Regions from separate parts of the Homo sapiens genome. Here region 1 is linked to region 2. The links are chromatin loops, found by intact Hi-C in ENCODE. Cell type or tissue: PC-9. All regions are shown on one strand. Each heading gives the region's core, and the rest is flanking DNA. Links, peaks and the distances in the headings are about the cores only. Region 1 holds the start of LINC00885 (long intergenic non-protein coding RNA 885). Region 2 overlaps ZDHHC19 (zDHHC palmitoyltransferase 19).

Evidence for each region. Peaks named below come from ENCODE experiments on the same cell type or tissue, not always from the same donor. Only the 100,000 strongest peaks of a DNase experiment are listed, where the experiment ranks them.
Region 1: a loop joins it to region 2, with 4 times the contacts of the local background. A loop is called at or near these places in 5 of 110 quality-filtered maps.

The regions. Positions count from the first base shown.
Region 1 is chr3:196,140,557-196,145,920 of GRCh38, reverse strand. LINC00885 (long intergenic non-protein coding RNA 885) reads right to left here and starts at 3,285. Exons shown (of 3, transcript NR_034088.1): 1 at 2,921-3,285; 2 at 1,544-2,015. RefSeq lists an enhancer at 5,322-5,364. In PC-9, for the core only: a CTCF peak has its summit at 2,934; DNase peaks (open chromatin) are centred at 2,610 and 3,420; H3K4me3 peaks cover 1,382 bases; H3K27ac peaks cover 2,778 bases.
Region 2 is chr3:196,193,437-196,198,800 of GRCh38, reverse strand. ZDHHC19 (zDHHC palmitoyltransferase 19) reads left to right here. Exons shown (of 8, transcript NM_001039617.2): 6 at 1-12; 7 at 350-525; 8 at 1,076-1,349. The coding sequence ends at 506. Among named protein-coding and RNA genes, the nearest start is that of ZDHHC19, 15 kb to the left of the region's middle. RefSeq lists enhancers at 1-713, 2,100-2,199, 2,230-2,299, 4,423-4,552, 4,613-4,742 and a cis regulatory region at 4,355-5,014. In PC-9, for the core only: CTCF peaks have their summits at 1,809 and 2,009 (motif pointing right); a DNase peak (open chromatin) is centred at 4,620.

The sequences.
Region 1 (5,364 bases), core at 198-5,197, 53 kb after region 2:
GAGCACAAGGGCCAATTTCCACACCCCCGTGATTGCCCCCCCAGCTGATCAGCAGCACACGTCCCATAGCTCCCTGCCCACCAAACTCTCCTTAAGAGACCTTCGCCTCTGAATTTTGGGGCAGGCTGATTTGAGTAATAATAAAACTCTGGTCTCCCATTTCGCTGGCTCTACGTGTATTAAACTCTTTCTCTATTGCAATTCCCCTGTTGTAATAAATCAGCTCTAACTGGGCATTGGGCAAGAAGAGCACATGGGCAGTTACAGATTCTCCTGGTTTGAAGTGAATCAATCAGAGCCAGGCGTGGTGGTGTGCGCCTGTCAGTCAGAGCCAGGCGTGGTGGTGTGTGCCTGTCAATCAGAGCCAGCTGTGGTGGTGTGTGCCTGTCAATCAGAGCCAGGCGTGGTGGTGTGCGCCTGTCAGTCAGAGCCAGGCGTGGTGGTGTGCGCCTGTCAGTCAGAGCCAGGCGTGGTGGTGTGCGCCTGTCAGTCAGAGCCAGGCGTGGTGGTGTGCGCCTGTCAGTCAGAGCCAGGCGTGGTGGTGTGTGCCTGTCAATCAGAGCCAGCTGTGGTGGTGTGTGCCTGTCAATCAGAGCCAGGCGTGGTGGTGTGCGCCTGTCAATCAGAGCCAGGTGTGGTGGTGTGTGCCTGTCAATCAGAGCCAGGTGTGGTGGTGTGTGCCTGTCAATCAGAGCCAGGTGTGGTGGTGTGCGTCTGTCAATCAGAGCCAGGCGTGGTGGTGTGCGCCTGGATTCCTGGCTACTAGGGAGGCTAAGGTGGGCAATCACTTGAGCCCGGGAGTTTGAGGCTGCAGTGAGCTATGATTATGCCACTGTGCTCCAGCCTGGGCAATAGAATGAAAAATAAATTTAAAACTGTCTCTGAAAAATAAATTAAAAAGTGAGTCAATTAGCCCAGCCCACATTCAAGGGGACGGTTTTACACAGGAAATACCAAGAGGCAGGGATCACTGAGCGTCATCTTAGAGGCTGCCTCCCACAGCAGGCGAATGAAGTATTAGAACACCCTCGGTAGCGAGTGCTGAGAGGGCCAGACACGGTGGCTCATGCCTGTCGTCCCAGCACTTTGGGAGGCCGAGGCAGGAGGATCACCTGAGGCTAGGAGTTCACAACCAGCCTGGGTAACATAGTGAGATCCTGTCTCCCCGTCGAAATTTTTTTGATTAAAAAAAAAAAAAGCGCTGAGAGAGGAAATCCCAGGCTGTTGCAGGCATATGAGAGAAAAACACCAGCCTCTGCCCGAGGACGCATGAGAGAAAAACACCAGCCTCTGCCCGAGGACGCATGAGAGAAAAACACCAGCCTCTGCCCGAGGAGACCAATGAGGGTTTCCCAGAGGAAGCAGCTCTGGGTTGAGACTTAACAGATGAGAAGATATCCCAGGGGGCCAGGGGGTATAAGAGCATCCCAGGGAAAGGGAAAGCAAAAGACGGAAGTGTGGGTTCAGGGGGCAGCAGCACGGGCAGAGCCTGGGGCAGAGGGTGACAGGAAGGTGGGGGAGAGCTAGCTCCGGGAGGACTCACCTGCTGTCCTCAGGTGTTGGTGCTTTATCTTGGAGGCACTGGGAAGCCGTGGCCAGGGTTAAGGGGGTGAGATGCCAGGACTGTGCTTTAGTGCTCTCTGCAGTTACTGGCTGGGTAGAGGAGACCGAGGAGCAGAGGTGGGAGGCCGGAGACCAGGGAGGAGGCTGTGGCAGGCATCCAGGTCAATGCTGGGGGGCTGGTCTGGGCAGGAGCAGAGGGAGAGGGAAAGAGGAGATAATTGGGAGGTCGATGTGAACAATGGGGCTTCTACAGTGCCGGCCCAGAGGGATGAAGTAGTTCGTGGGGTAGGCGAAGGGAGGCAGGGAGAGGGAGGGCCAACTGTGTGAATGGAGGGAGCGGCCCAGGGCAGCTCAGCGAGGCCCGTTGGCTGCACAGGCAGGTGGTGAGCGGGCGGGGTCTTGCTCCTTGCGGGGTGCGAAAGTTGGCAGGGTTGGGTGGTAACCTTGGGAACCTGAGAAGAAAGGTCAGGGTGGAGATGTCAGCCGCCATTTTGGCCCCAGGAGGTCCATCCCTATGCCCGGTTGATTGCTCTGCTTTGTGAACACAACCATGGCTCAGCCGCAGACCCAGGATTAGAACTCTACAAAAAGGGCTTCTTGGCTTGTTGTGGTGGCTCAGGCCTGTAATCCCAACACTTTGGGAGGCCAAGGCGGGTGGATCACCTGAGGTCAAGAGTTTGAGACCAGCCTATCCAACATGGTGAAACCCCGTCTCTACTAAAAATACAACAATTAGCCGGGTGTGGTGGCGGGTGTCTGTAATCCCAGCTACTCCGGAGGCTGATGCAAGAGAATTTCTTGAACCTGGGAGGTGGGGGTTGCAGTGAGCCGATATCACGCCACAGCACTCCAGCCTGGGTGACAGAGCAAGACTCCGTCTCAAAAAAAAAAAAAAAAAAAAAAAAAAAAAAAAAAAAGAGGCTTCTTGAACACTCCCCTCGAACCTACCCCGGCGGCCTCCAGAGCTCCGCCCATCCTCGCCCTTCAAAGTTAGTGGAAGCCCTCAAGGCCTTGAACTAACTGCTCGCTGCTGACCTGCCGGCCTCGTTGCCCTCCTTCTCTCTGTGGCTGTGGGCAAGTGACTCACTTCTTAGTCTTCTCTCTTGGAAAACCGGCGGCTGGACCAGCTGCTCCCCGTGGTCCCTGCCAGCGCTGGCTCGCCGGGATTCCATCTCCCCACCCTCTCTGGGTTCTCCACGCTCTGGGCTGTCATTGCAGCGTGGATCGTAATGCACGTAATGCAGTGTGACATGCATTCCAGCACCCTGATGGCCATGGGCTCTCCCTCGGCTCAGGCCCGCCCTGGGGAGCTGCGGAGGCTGTGTTGAGCTCAGCTCCTCATCTTAATTCTGCAAACCTGTTTTGAGGTCTGGTCTGGTTCCCAGCTGAGCACTCAGGTACTGTGGGTGGGGTCTCTTGGCCTGGGGTCTGCCCGGCGCACCATGAATCATCAGCCAGACAGGGTCTTTCAGAAGCGGGACTGTCCATCCCTGTTCTCCAGGCATGATCATGTCTGTTCATCAGAGATCATCTTTACGGAGGTAGAGAAGAGCTTCCGTCTCCGGGGTCACGTGTTGTACTTTGCACATCCTCCGTGGTGAGGTTCTTTTCTAGATCTAGCCCAAATCTTCAAGAAGGCTTAAAACAAAGCTGCATTTTAAGGGCTTCTGGGTGGAGGAATCAGATTAGATCCATTCTGCTCAGCTTTCTCTCACCAGAAGTGGGGGCTCCGCCCTCTGAGTGGGAAGGGACCCATTCCTTTCACTTCCCCGCTCCCTGGCTAGGTCAGCCCACACCTGGCTTGGGCCAGAGCTGCAGTTGCTGTTGGCACCCAAATGGTCTGAGGCTGTTAGGTAACAGGTCTTGGCCAGACATTCTGGTTCCGCAGGTACAGCCTACAAGTTAAAAATTGTTCTAAAAATGCAGGGCAAGCTGTCTAAACACACACAGGCCTGGGGAGGGGGGAGGTTGTGGGACAGAGGCCATAGTCAGTGGAGGGATGTGTTTTCCACAGGGACTCTGGGCTCAGAGCCCTGACTCCAAACCAAGCATCAAACTCAGGGAAGAGTGGCCCAGACCTGCTGCAGGGACGAGGGGCCCAGACCCGCTGCAGGGACGAGGGGCCCAGACCCGCTGCAGGGACGAGGGGCCCAGACCTGCTGCAGGGACGAGGGGCCCAGACCCGCTGCCCAGAGATAGGATTTGCAGCCCAACCCCCTCTTAGCTTCCCTCATTTCCCTCCCTTCCCTCCCTCCCTCTCTCTCTCTCTTTTCTTTCCTTCCTTCCTTCTTTCCTCTCTCTCTCTCTTTCTCTCTCTCTCTCTTTCGAAGGACTCTCACTCTGTCACCCAGGCTGGAGTACAGTGGCATGATCTCGGCTCACTGCAAACTCTGCCTCCCAGGGTCAAGTGAATCTCCTGCCTCACTCTCCCGAGTAGCTGGGATAACAGGCATGTACCACCACGCCCAGCTAATTTTTTTGTATTGTTAGTAGAAACAGGGTTTCACCATGTTGGCTAGGCTGGTCTTGAACTCATGACCTTAAATGATCTGCCCACCTTGGCCTCCCAAAGTGCTGGGATTACGGGCGTGAGCCACCACGCGGCTAGTCTTGCTCTTTGTTATTTTGATGTCTTTCCTCCAGTTCCATGCTTTTAGGCATCTCTAACCTTCCCCTTCTTCTTTCCTCTTTCCCCTCTTCTTTCGTTTCCTCTTTTCTCTCCCTTGCCCCTACTCCTCTCTACCCACTAGGTAAGGGGATGTGTTTTTCTTTTTCCCCTCCTTAAACTCAGCCCCCACCTTAAGCCTCTGGAAATCAGCCTGGTAGTGGGAGGCAGCCTCGGGCCCCTCCATCTGTGACCTTGGGGAATTCCTGTCACCTCTCTGGGCCTCTGTCAAATGGGGACAATAATACCCATTTGATCCTCTGCCTCACAGAATGGCTGGGAACATCAAAAGAGGTCAGTTGGTTCATTTGTTCCATATTTATTTAAGCACGTGCAATTTAGCCAGGCACTGTGGTGGGTTCTGGGGTCCATAGCAGGAGTGAAAGACATGTGCAGACTGTCCCTAAATCCGCTCATCCGAAAACCACAGAGGGCTTCGAAAAAGACAAACTCCTTCCCTCCCCCAGATCATCCGGGTGGGACTCTGCAGAGTCGGGCAAAGCAGGTGGGGGCGGCGTCTGTGTTTTGTTGGGTTTTCCTGTGACTTGGAGTCACACTCTGTCACCGAGGCTGGAGTGCAGTGCTGCAACCTCTGTCTGCCTTCTGGGCTCAAGTGATCCTCCCACCTCAGCCTCCCAAGTAGCTGAGACCACCACAAGCACCACTGCACCTAGCTAATTTTGTTGTATTTTTAGTAGAGACGGGGCCTCGCCGTGTTGCCCAGGCTGATCTTGAACTCCTGGGCTTAAGGGATCCTCCCTGCCTCGGCCTCCCAAAGTGCTGGGATTGTAGGCATGAGCCACGGCGGCCAGCCTGATGTCTGAGTGTTTTTGTTTTGTTTTTTTTTTTTTGAGATGGAGTTTTGCTCTTGTTGCCCAGGCTGGAGTGCAGTGGTGTGATCTCGGTTCACTGCAACCTCTGCCTCCCGGGTTCAAGCGATTCCCCTGCCTCAGTCTCCCAAGTAGCTGGGATTACAGACGCATGACATGATGCCAGGCTAGTTTTTTGTATTTTTAGTAGAAATGGGGTTTCACCATGTTGGCCAGGCTGGTCTCGAACCCCTAACCTCAGGTGATCCACCCATCTTGGCCTCCCAAAGTGCTGGGATTATAGGCGTGAGCCACCGTGCCTGGTGG
Region 2 (5,364 bases), core at 115-5,114:
ACTGGGACCCAAGTGAGTTGGCAAGCCAGAGGCCCAACTGGTGAACCCTGGGGGTGGGGCAGAGGTGGGTTCACCCTGGCTCCTTACCACAGCCCCAGGCCCTTACACTCACTGTTCCTGCTCCTCTGGGGTTTTCTCCAGGGCACTGGGAGCTCTGGGGCCTCCCTACGTCCTTGGCTCTGTGTGTTCCTGCCCCACTATGGCATACAGGGCTGCTGCATCCTGGATGAGGCTGGCCTCAGCTTCCTGCAGAGCTAAGCCCTGGGCCGTGTGCTTCCCAAGCTGAGGCGGGCAGGGGAGCCGGACCAGGGAGGACGGTGGCCCCTGCATCTGGCCTGCTGCTCCCCAGGTACATGGCTGAAGCTGTCCAGCTGCAGAGAGTGGTGGGGCCTGACTGGACATCCATGCCGAATCTGCACCCTCCAATGTCCCCCTCTGCTCTCAACCCCCCAGCCCCAACCTCTGGGTCCCTACAAAGCAGGGAAGGGACCCCCGGGGCGTGGTGAGGCTGCAGCTCTCCAGGAGGTAAGAAGCGTGTGTGTGCGTGGGTGTCTGTGCGTGTCGGGAGGGGGGTGTCTGCAGGTTGTGAGGGTGTGGGGGGAGGCCCCTGAGGTTTGGCTGACCCTGAAGCTGGAGCGCTCCGAGCTTGGGGGGAGGAGGGTTCTACACTGGAGGGGCGTTGGAAGCAGGGCCCAGGCCTCTAGAATACACCCAGGAGTCCCTGGAGTCACAAAGACAAATGGAGGATGACTCCCCCACTACATGTGCTGATGGGCCTCAGGCCAGTCACCTACTCGCAGGACTGAGATGAGTCTCGTGGTTTATAATTTGGCCAGGGGGTGCGGGTGGCGGGAGACTCTTTTATTTAAAGGAAACATTGACTCGAAGCCCCGTGAGACATGGAGGTGGAGCATCAGGAGGCCACCGTGGGGCTGGGCAACCCCTGCGCCCCGGGGCCTCTGCAGCACATTCTGTGGGGCCAGCCCGCTCCCTTTGCCTCCAGGAGCAGGAGACCTGGCACGAGCTGCGGGGCGGGGTCTTGTTGAGAGCACTCATGCCCCTGTTCTGTGTTTAGTTCCACACGGGCCCAGTGCTGCCCCTGCTGCTGCAGGAGCCCCCAGGCGAGGTTCGGCCTTCCTCTCGCCCCTGTGCACCCGGAGATGCCCACAGCACCAGCACCTGAGCTCACCTCCGAACCCGCCTCCTGAACCCGCCTCCTGAACCTGCCTCCTTACCTCCCACTTCCTGAGCCCTGAGTGGAAGCCTTTCTGTGCCTTGCCCTTTGCCCACTCCCCTGGTGGGACTGCCAAGACCCTCAATGCCCATTAAATACTCTTGCCTGCCTCTTACAACTGTCACGCTGCGCATGTCCGTCCTGGGTGAGGGCTTGGAGGAGGCTCTAATGGGCCGGGACAAAGACCTTCCGGGATGGAGGACCCAGGATCTGTGGAGGCCTGAGTTCAGGACCTGACACCACCTGGCTCTGTGACCTTGGACAAGACACCTAACATTTCTCTCCTCCTTAAAATTGGGCAACAATAGGCTGGGCGTGGTGGCTCACGCCTGTAATCCCAGCACTTTGGGAGGCCGGAGGCCACCTGAGGTCAGGAGTTCGAGACCAGCCTGGCCAACATAGTGAAACCCTGTCTCTAGTAAAAAATACAGAAACTAGCTGGGCTTGGTGGTACATGCCTGTAGTCCCAGCTACTAGGGAGGCTGAGGCAGGAGAATTGCTTGAACCCGGCAGTTGGAGGATGCAGTGAGCCAAGACCACACCATTGCACTCCAGCCTGGGTGACAGAGTGAGACTCTGTCTCAAAAAAAAAAAAAGGGCAACAACAACAACAGACAATAATAATAATAATAATAATTGCAGCAGTTGACTGGCCTAGCTCCCAGCTAGGGCTGGAGATGATGGAAGAGGAAAATCCACCAATGTCGGGGTGTCCGAGGTTGGGGAGCACCTGGCCTCTGCCCGGCCACACCTTTGTCTGGCTGCAGGGGGCGCTCGCAGCCCAGGGATTCACCAGGCCTGGCCTGGTCCAGCCCTGCCTCTCTGGAGCCTCTGGGGTGGGGTTAGGGCTGGCCTTACCATTTCTGGGGCCCTGAGGCTGGGAGTGGCCCCCTCCTGCCTGCCGCGTCCTGGGGAAGTGGAGGGGTGGGGGCGTTCTCCACCACGGCCCAGCCTTGCATCTTTCCTGCAGCTGTGTCTCACCCTGGTCCCTCTTTCCTGGTGGGAGGTCAGGAGCTGGTTCTGGTCTTGCCCCTGGGGTGGTCCCAGGCCCCACAAGTCTTCAGGCCCCTGGGGTTGGGGGGGTCGGGGGGACACATCTAACTGTGGCTCTGCTAGCGGCCAGAATGTGACCGTGGGACTGGGAATAATGCATCTTTCTGGAAGGCTGGCAGAGGCCGGAATGAGGTGTTTCATGCAAAACATCGGGACACAGGTACACGGTAGGCACACAGTGAGCGCGGTCAGTGTCATCATGATGATTTTCTCCACCACGCAGCTGACACACCACCCAGAGCTTCTCCAAGGACCACCTTCGAGACTGACCTGGGCCCCTTTCTTCAGGGAAGTCCCTTCTGCCAGGCTCTTCTGGCTCAGCCTTTCCGTGTCAGGGGAGGGTGGGAATTTTTATCAGGTGTTCCAGTGATTCTGCCACCTGGAGCGTCAAAATGGGCCCAAGTCACACTGTTTGCTTCCTGCCACCTTCGTATCCGGGTGAAACCAGGGTGTGGAGGAGGGTGGGGGCAGAAGGATGTCACCCAAGGGTTCAGATGAGCCACCCCCAGGTGCCGCGGAGGTGTGTGTGTCTGTGTGCTGGGGTGTGAGCGCATTCTCAGGGGGACGCTGGCCCAGCCCCTGTCCTCTCTACCGCTGGTGATGCAGGACGTCCCTCCAGATCTCCAGCCCAATGGGTCCTGCCACAACCGACCCTGCAGGCTTCAGACCCTTCCCTGTGCAGGCCCAGCCTCACCCACCTGCCTGGCATGGGCCACGGGGGAGGGGGTCCAGGAGCCTGGGCCAAGGCCGGGATGTGAATTATGGAACTGGCTGGTTGAAGAAGTGGTGCCTGCCTGGAGTCCCAGCCCACAGGGGCAAAGAAGCCCAGGCCCAGTATCTGGGGAGGCCCTGACCTTCCTCTGCCACCCTGTCCCTTAGTTCAGGACGGCACCTACTGGTCCTCGCCTCCAGGTATGCAGGGGACACACTCAGCCTCAGGCAGGGGCCTTTCAAGCCTTAAGCCAGCTGTGAGTCATTTCCCCTCACACGCTGGGCCTCAATTTCCCCACTGGGCAGACATAATTTTCCTCATAGTGTCAAAGGAGACCATGAACCCTCTGAGGGCAATGGCCTCCTGCTCTAAATGTGGATTCTAGGTCTCTCTGTCCCTCCCAGCCTGGGATTTCTTTTTTTTTTTTTGGAGACGGAGTCTTGCTCTGTCGCCCAGGCTGGAGTGCAGTGGTGCGATCTCGGCTCACCGCAGCCTCCTCCTCCTGGATTCAACTGATTCTCGTGCCTCAGCTTCCTGAGTAGCTGGAATTACAGGTGTGCACCACCATATCCAGCTAATTTTTGTAGTTGTAGTAGAGACAGAGTTTCACCATGTTAGCCAAGCTGGTCTCAAACTCCTGGGTTCAAGTGATAAGCCCACCTCAGCCTCCCAAAGGGCTGGGAATACAGGCATAAGCCACGGCGCCCGGCCCCAGCCTAGGATTTCTAAGGTTTCTTCAGGAAAGTCACTTGGATCAGGCCCCTTGGCTCCTGGAGGGTTAAGTGAGACTTAGACTGTCCCTTCCTTTGACTCCCCACCACTCCACACTCTCCCCCCTAAGCCAGGGGACCCCTCCGGGATTCTTTGCAGCCGGGCTGAGAGGCCTCGGTTCAGCTGCACCCACTTTTCCTTTCTGCCCCTTCCTTGTTTCTGTGGAATGTACCCTTGATTCTCAGATGCACCCCACCCAGTCCTTGACCCACTGATAAGGGGAGGGGTGTTATCAGAGCCCAGTTACAGGGCCTACTGTCTATACGCCCAGGAAGCCCTGCCATCTCTGCCTTCTGTGGGCTGGAGCCAAGGAGTGACCCCAGGCCTGCAAAGCCGCCAGGTGCCTGACTGTCTAGGGCTCCTCTGAGAGGTCCCCAGCTGGCCCCTAGGACCTGAAGAAAGGGGTTAGACCCTGGGATGGGGTGCCCAGGGCAGCGACCTCCCATCTCCACGCCTTTCCTCCATGGGCCTTCTGGAAGGCTCACAAGCTTCATGGGCATGTGGGGTGGGGCTCAGCCCCATCATTCCTCTCTGTGCCCAACTAGTGTGCTGTGGAGAAGTCACTGTCCTGTGCGTAGCCTCAGCTTCCTCGTCTGTAGGACTGACAGTCATAGCCACCTCCCAGGGATCACAGGATCCTAACTCTCTAGGAGAGGAAGGGACCCGGGCTGCCTCATCCAGCTGCCCCCGACCCCCAATTTCATAAGCAGGGACTCTGGGGCCCGGAGAGGGAAGTGGTTGCATCAGATCACACGGTGCAGCCAGTCTGGTGACTCTCGGGTTCCCAGGCCGCTGCCCCATCCCTGGTCCTGGGCCATTCCAGAGGAGACAGGCTTGGCTGGCAACCCCAGGGCTCTGCTCTCCAGCCCCTGTGCCTCAGAGCTGGGCTGGGCTGGGCACAGGCCCAGGGAACTGATAAGAAGGTTTAACTCTCTTCAGCCCTGTGCTGCCGGTGATAATGACCCCCTCCGCTGCCTCCCACTCAGCCCTGCCCTGCTCTGCCCTGCTCTGCCCTGCTCTGCCCTGACCCTTGGGTGGGGGCCCTGCAGGTGGCTGAGGGTGGAGCAGGGCAGGGACAGATGGGGGAAGGGGAGGTCACCGCACTGCAGGATCCAGGGCCCAGAATCCTAGTACCTCAAAGGACACAGGCACCTTGCTGGCTCTCATGGGCAGCTGGGCACAGTGCCTGACACCCATGCTCCATCTGGGTCTGACTCCCTTCTCTTTAGTTCTTAGCATGCAGAGGAATGGCTGGAGGGAAGCAGCCCAGCGGCTGAGGGCTCGCCAGAACTCCTGTACTAACAAACCCTCGATGGAGCCCTGCCTGGGCCAGGGCCTGTGCTCAGTGTCCAGGCTGCCTCCTTCAATCCTCACGACTGCTCTATGGAACTGTTATTCTAGTTTCTGAGGTGAGGAAACCAGCATGGAGCAAACAAGCAACTCCCCAAGAGGCAGAAGTGCAGCCCCTGTGACTCGTAGCCACCACGAGGTGTGTCTGTGGGCAGTTTCCACATTTTATTTCAACGTGGGGTCACAGTTAAGACGCGGGCTCTGAAGGTGGGCTGCCTGGTTTCTCCCCCTGTAATGTAAGATT